Linked DNA regions of Homo sapiens: region 1 is linked to region 2. A link is a contact called in ENCODE Hi-C or POLR2A ChIA-PET data. All regions are on one chromosome and are shown on one strand. Each heading gives the region's core, a stretch centred on a gene start or an enhancer-like site at or near the end of the contact. The rest is flanking DNA. Distances are from core to core; before and after follow the strand shown.

Evidence for each region. A loop is a pair of places that touch in the nucleus more often than their neighbours do. ChIA-PET counts read pairs that join two places held with the same protein, here RNA polymerase II (POLR2A). Pooled maps may share reads with other maps.
Region 1: a loop to region 2 is called in a pooled map, with 2.6 times the contacts of the local background. The contact joins two enhancer-like sites. A Hi-C loop is called at or near these places in 2 of 168 maps with a recorded cell type or tissue (ascending aorta and motor neuron), 1 of 37 single-sample maps with no recorded cell type and 5 of 50 pooled maps. POLR2A ChIA-PET finds 5 or more read pairs at or near these places in 5 of 52 experiments (Panc1, activated CD4-positive, alpha-beta T cell, activated CD4-positive, alpha-beta memory T cell and 1 more).

Annotation. Positions count from the first base shown.
Region 1 is chr17:9,430,409-9,433,108 of GRCh38, forward strand. The region is part of intron 6 of STX8 (syntaxin 8); the gene reads right to left. Among named protein-coding and RNA genes, the nearest start is that of STX8, 140 kb to the right of the region's middle. Within about 2 kb of position 1,388, at least 3 of the 41 ENCODE cell types and tissues checked have a DNase peak (open chromatin) inside an H3K27ac peak, as active enhancers do.
Region 2 is chr17:9,468,979-9,471,678 of GRCh38, forward strand. All of the region lies in intron 6 of STX8 (syntaxin 8), which reads right to left. Among named protein-coding and RNA genes, the nearest start is that of STX8, 110 kb to the right of the region's middle. Within about 2 kb of position 1,378, at least 3 of the 41 ENCODE cell types and tissues checked have a DNase peak (open chromatin) inside an H3K27ac peak, as active enhancers do.

The DNA.
Region 1 (2,700 bases), core at 138-2,637, 39 kb before region 2:
TAATCTACTTTCTTTCTCTGTGAATTTGCCTATCCTAGATATTCCATATAAGTGAAATCATACAATATTTGTCTTTTTGTATCTGGCTTATTTCACTGAATGTCTTCCAGGTTCATATATGTAATCGCATATATCAAAACTTCATTCTTTTTATGGCTGAATAATAGACCATTTTAAGTACATACTACAACTTGTTTACACATTCATCTGTTGACGGACAGTTGGGCTCAGTGGTTTTGGCTTTTTTTTTTTTTTTTTTGAGACAGAGTCTCGCTCTGTTGCCCAGGATGGAGTGCAGTGGCGTGATCTTGGCTCACTGCAACCTCTGCCTCCCAGGCTCAAGTGATTCTCCTGCCTCAACCTCCCAAGTAGCTGGGACTACAGGCGACCGCCACCATGCCTGGCTAATTTTTTGTATTTTTAGTAGAGACGGGATTTCACCATGTTAGCCAGGATGGTCTCAATCTCCTGACCTCGTGATCCACCCGCCTCGGCCTCCCAAAGTGCTGGGATTACAGGCGTGAGCCACTGCCCCCGGCCTTTGGCTTGTTTTTTAATAAATCATGAGTTGCTGAGCATCTCATTGGGTAGCAGGGGTTTTTTTGTTGTTGTTGTTTTGGTTTTTTTTTAGTAGAGATGGGGTTTCACCATGTTGGCCAGGATGGTCTCCATCTCCTGACCTCGTGATCCACCTGCCTTGGTCTCCCAAAGTGCTGGGATTACAGGTGTAAGCCACTGCGCCCAGCCTTTGGCTTGTTTTTTAATAAACCATGAGTTGCTGAGCATCTCATTGGGTAGTAGCATTTTTGTTGTTGTTGTTTTATTTTTCTGTTTTTTTTTTTAGTAGAGATGGGGTATCACCATGTTGGCCAGGATGGTCTCGATCTCCTGACCTCGTGATCCACCTGCCTCGGCCTCCCAAAGTGCTGGGATTACAGGTGTGAGCCACTGCGCCTGGCCTTTGGCTCATTTTTTAATAAATTATGAGTTGCTGAGCATCTCATTGGGTAGCAGGGTTTTTGTTGTTGTTGTTGTTGTTGTTTTGTTTTTTTTGTTTTTTTGTTTTTTAGTAGAGATGGGGTTTCACCATGTTGGCCAGGATGGTCTCGATCTCTTGACCTTGTGATCCACCTGCCTCGGCCTCTGAAAGTGCTGGGATTACAGGCGTGAGCCACCGCGGCTGGCCAAGGGCAGCAGGTTTAAAGGAAGAGAGAACACAGTCATGACACTGGTGCTGTGGCTGAATTCTAGAAGGTAGTCCTCTTCCCAATTTTACTAACTGAGAAAAGTAACAAGGTAAGGCTCACTTGTTTAAGAACAGCAGGTTAGCAACAACATAGTGCCAAACGTTCTGACATTAACATCATGGTGTTAAGACCACGAGTGCTGTACTGTCTCCAAATACAGGTCAAGGCTATGCTTGCAGAGCTTTCCCAGAAACCTCCCTTCCTTTTCCTTTCTGAAGTCAGAGTGTTCCTAGGACAACATTTTGGTTCATAAAACATTTTGTAATGCTGTGACTATCTCAGCATACAGGATACCCCTCTCACTTCAATCTCCTTGTTTTCTAATAAAATCAAACATTTCAAAAATGGCATTAATGTAATGGATGAAAGAGTTACACTTCACCATCATTTTAAGTTAAAAAGAAGTATTTGAAAAAATAAATTCTGATTCTAATGCTCGTTCTTGAAAGTTTGCTTCAAGCAGGAAAACAACTGCTTTTCAGATTCTCTTTTTCACCTGGCTTTTTTTTTTAAGTTCTTAAGTAAAAATAAAAAAGTTCCAATTGATTTTGTAAGTTTTGTGATGGTAAAACAAGATGTGGAGCAAACATTTCAGAATACCAAACAGAGTTAATTAATTCCAGTATAAGCTCCTCACATACGGCCAGAGCTTGCAAGCAGATGTGCTGGCTAAATATCTCAGGTCAATCTTAGCACATTATTGAAAGTAACCTCCCATTCCTCAGAAAAGTCTGGCCTGCAGCTTACAAACTAGAGCAAACAACTTAGACACATGGAAAAGTAGAATTTAACATCTCCCGATTTCCACTCTCCATTTATTTCCAAACCTTCCATCTAAATCGGAAGAAAAAAAAAATGCCCTCTAGTCACACATAGGCCACACTAAAGTATTAGCCACTAAAATAAAAGATGAGGAAGCAATTTTAAATGCAGTCACCACAAATGTGTTTTGGGAACTTTCACCTTGTCTCTCATAAACTAGAAAGTGTACTTCATGTTCCTTTTGGTTTCGAATGAGCAAGGCATTTCAACTATTAACATTTCATTTCCACCACGTGTCTGTTTCAGAGCTAGCAGCTGGCCTATTTATTTTGCTAGCTGGTGATAGAATTAAATACAGAGTCTTTGAAAACATTTACAAGCTTTCCCTCTAACCTTCTGTGTACTTTCCAAATTAGGCTACTTTGATTGTTATTAGCTAAAGGTTTACGTACTGGAATACTAACACTGTTACCTTCAGAGTAAATTGTTTATAGCTCAGGTGCAGTTTAGAACATTTTCCTCCATGGAATACTCTTGAGATTGAGGAGAAGAAAGTTGAACTGGTTCACTCTGGATCAACAAGTTTCCTTTGTGAGTCAAACAATATTAAGGCCACACAGATATGGATGCAGTCAGGGAAACCAGTTGTGAAAATAGTTCTAGTCCTCTACAAAACCACAGGCTTCCTTTG
Region 2 (2,700 bases), core at 128-2,627:
CCCGTGCCTCAATGCCTCTATGGAGAAGAAAAAGAAATTCAATTTTCAAGGGAAGTGGTACAGGTTAAGCCAGATGGTTAGAAAAATTGCTTTCATTGTTATCTTGGGAATTTTCCTCCTCCAACAGATGGTTAAAGCTCAACCTAGGAGAAGGCTGGGCAGCTCAGCCAAGGTGGTCATTTGCGTGGTTCCAATCAGATAAAGGAGCACAGAAGAACTCTCAGGGAGGCACACTGAGCTACGTGGTCAGCCTCCAATCTCCTTTGAGCAAGGTGAGTGCTGTCCTGACCCACTTTAAAGCCAGCTCATTAGATATATTCCCATTCAAATCTAAGTCTAAGTTCATGTCTGTCTCTCATCAGTCTGTTTCATCTCTCTCTCTCATACACACACACACACACACACATCTACCCCTAAAGATGTTCCATGTCTCTTTCTCTTCCTTTCCATAGAAAACTGAGGCCTGATTACAGTGGTATTAGTCAGTTACATGTTCATAAGTGATAAAAGATTAAGAAGAAATAGGATCACCTTATTAATGTACATCCCAAGTCGTTGCTTCAAGGACAAACTCTCCGTGAGCCCATCCTAAATATATCTCCCATAAACACAACCAGTTCTTCTTCCTAAAGCTCTCTGTCCATTTCTGGCAAGAAAAAAGTACCAGAGAAAATCCTGTTTATAAAACAAAGCAAAACAAAAAATGGCTACTCTTGGGCTCTTTGATTGGCTGACAAAAGAAAATGGTAAAATGAGTCTTCACCTTATCGTCACCCCTAGAGATGGCCAAGTTTGGAATGAGTTTAGCAACATGAATCCTACACGAGCTAGGAGTGAATCCAGAAGCAGAGAGGAGGGTCACTCTTGGACACAGGACCTCAAATTATCCTGTTCAAATGACCCAAGGGAGTACAGAAACACCTTGGAGGGTCTCCTAAATTCACCTGTTCATAGATACAAAACGCTTATCACTGAAACATACTCTAAACCACTAGCTGTTAATTCCTCAGGACATAATAAATTTTTTTTAATTGTGCTTGTGGATTTCAAACTAACCAAATTGGTTGACAGAACTGTTCTACCTTTGATGTCAATTCAGTTCCCCAACTACTGTTTGAAATGGTTAAAATAAAAACAACAACAAAAATAATAAAGAGTCCTTATCACTGCATTCAAAATGCTTTCTCAAAGATTTCACCCTCCTGGCAGGACTGTCTAGATGGAAAGAGAATGTCGTGTCTCTTCCCAGAATAAACCGTTGAGACCACATTACCTTCCAGTTCAAGCTCCTTTAAGGATTTGAAATTACTTGAAACAACTACTCAGCAGCTTCAGTCTCTTTCTTACGCTGTCTTTCCCTGCTCAAGCACTTGGTTCTAATCAGACCACTTCCTTCCTGCTGCTTTGGTTTTTATTACCAAAGTTCTTCAGTCCTTTTCACCACCCCATATGCTAAACAATTTCCACTTTGAGAAGCACATTCTCAGAGAACTCTGAGGATAAGCCAAGCTCAGCTAAAGATCTTCAATAATGAATGAAACTGTGAAGAGCTACAATTTGTCTTAAGCGGCTTTCACCTTCTTTCTGTATCTTTTTCCTTCTAAAGAGCATGCATCTACTTTTCTCAGGAATTAAGCATTCTCATTCTTTCATTGATTCTCCAAACAGGAAAAGTAACATGATAAATAAGTCATATTTGGTGTAGGCCTCTATGCAGAAAAAGCTAACACAGCAGGCCTAACTGCTTTTTTCTTTTTTCTTTTTTTGAGACAGAGTCTCACTCTGTCTCCCAGGCTGGAGTGCAGTGGCACAATCTCGGCTCACTGCAAGCTCCGCCTCCCAGGTTCACACCATTCTCCTGCCTCAGCCTCCTGAGTAGCTGGGACTACAGGTGCCCGCCACCATGCCTGGCTAATTTTTTGTATTTTTTTTTTTTAGTAGAGATGGGGTTTCACTGTGTTAGCCAGGATGGTCTCAATCTCCTGACCTCGTGATCCACCTGCCTCGGCCTCCCAAAGTGCTGGGATTACAGGCGTGAGCCACTGCATCCTGCTTTTTTTTTTTTTTTTTTTTTTTGACAGAGTCTTACTCTGTCACCTAGGCTGGAATGCAGTGGCGTGATCTTGGCTCACTGCAACCTCCGCCTCCCGGGGCGTGAGCCACCGCACCCTGCTTTTTTTTTTTTTTTTTTTTGAGACAGTCTCACTCTGTCGCCTAGGCTGGAATGCAGTGGCATGATCTTGGCTCACTGCAACCTCCGCCTCCCGGGTTCAAGCAATTCTCCTGCCTCAGCTTCCCGAGTAGCTGGGATTACAGGCGCCCGCCATCACACCCAGCTAATTTTTATATTTTTTATTAGAGACAGGGTTTCACTATCTTGGCCAGGCTGGTCTCGAACTCCTGACCTCATGATCCACCTACCTCGGCCTCCCAAAGTGCTGGGATTACAGGCATGAGCCACCGCGCCCGGCCCTAACTGCTTTTCTTAACAAGGCACTGCTGCCAAGGTTGGCCCTTCCCTGGCTGGCATCCTGGAGCTTGGATTTTGGGAAGGACCCGCCATTAACTGGTAAGAGTGGCAATCTGTGCCTAAGCTGTATCAATGCTCTGTTTCATTAACACCTGGTTTCCTTCTGGGAGTCTGGGATGTGGGTACATGCCAGACAGGGTGCCTATGTGACCAAGACCCTCAAAAAACCC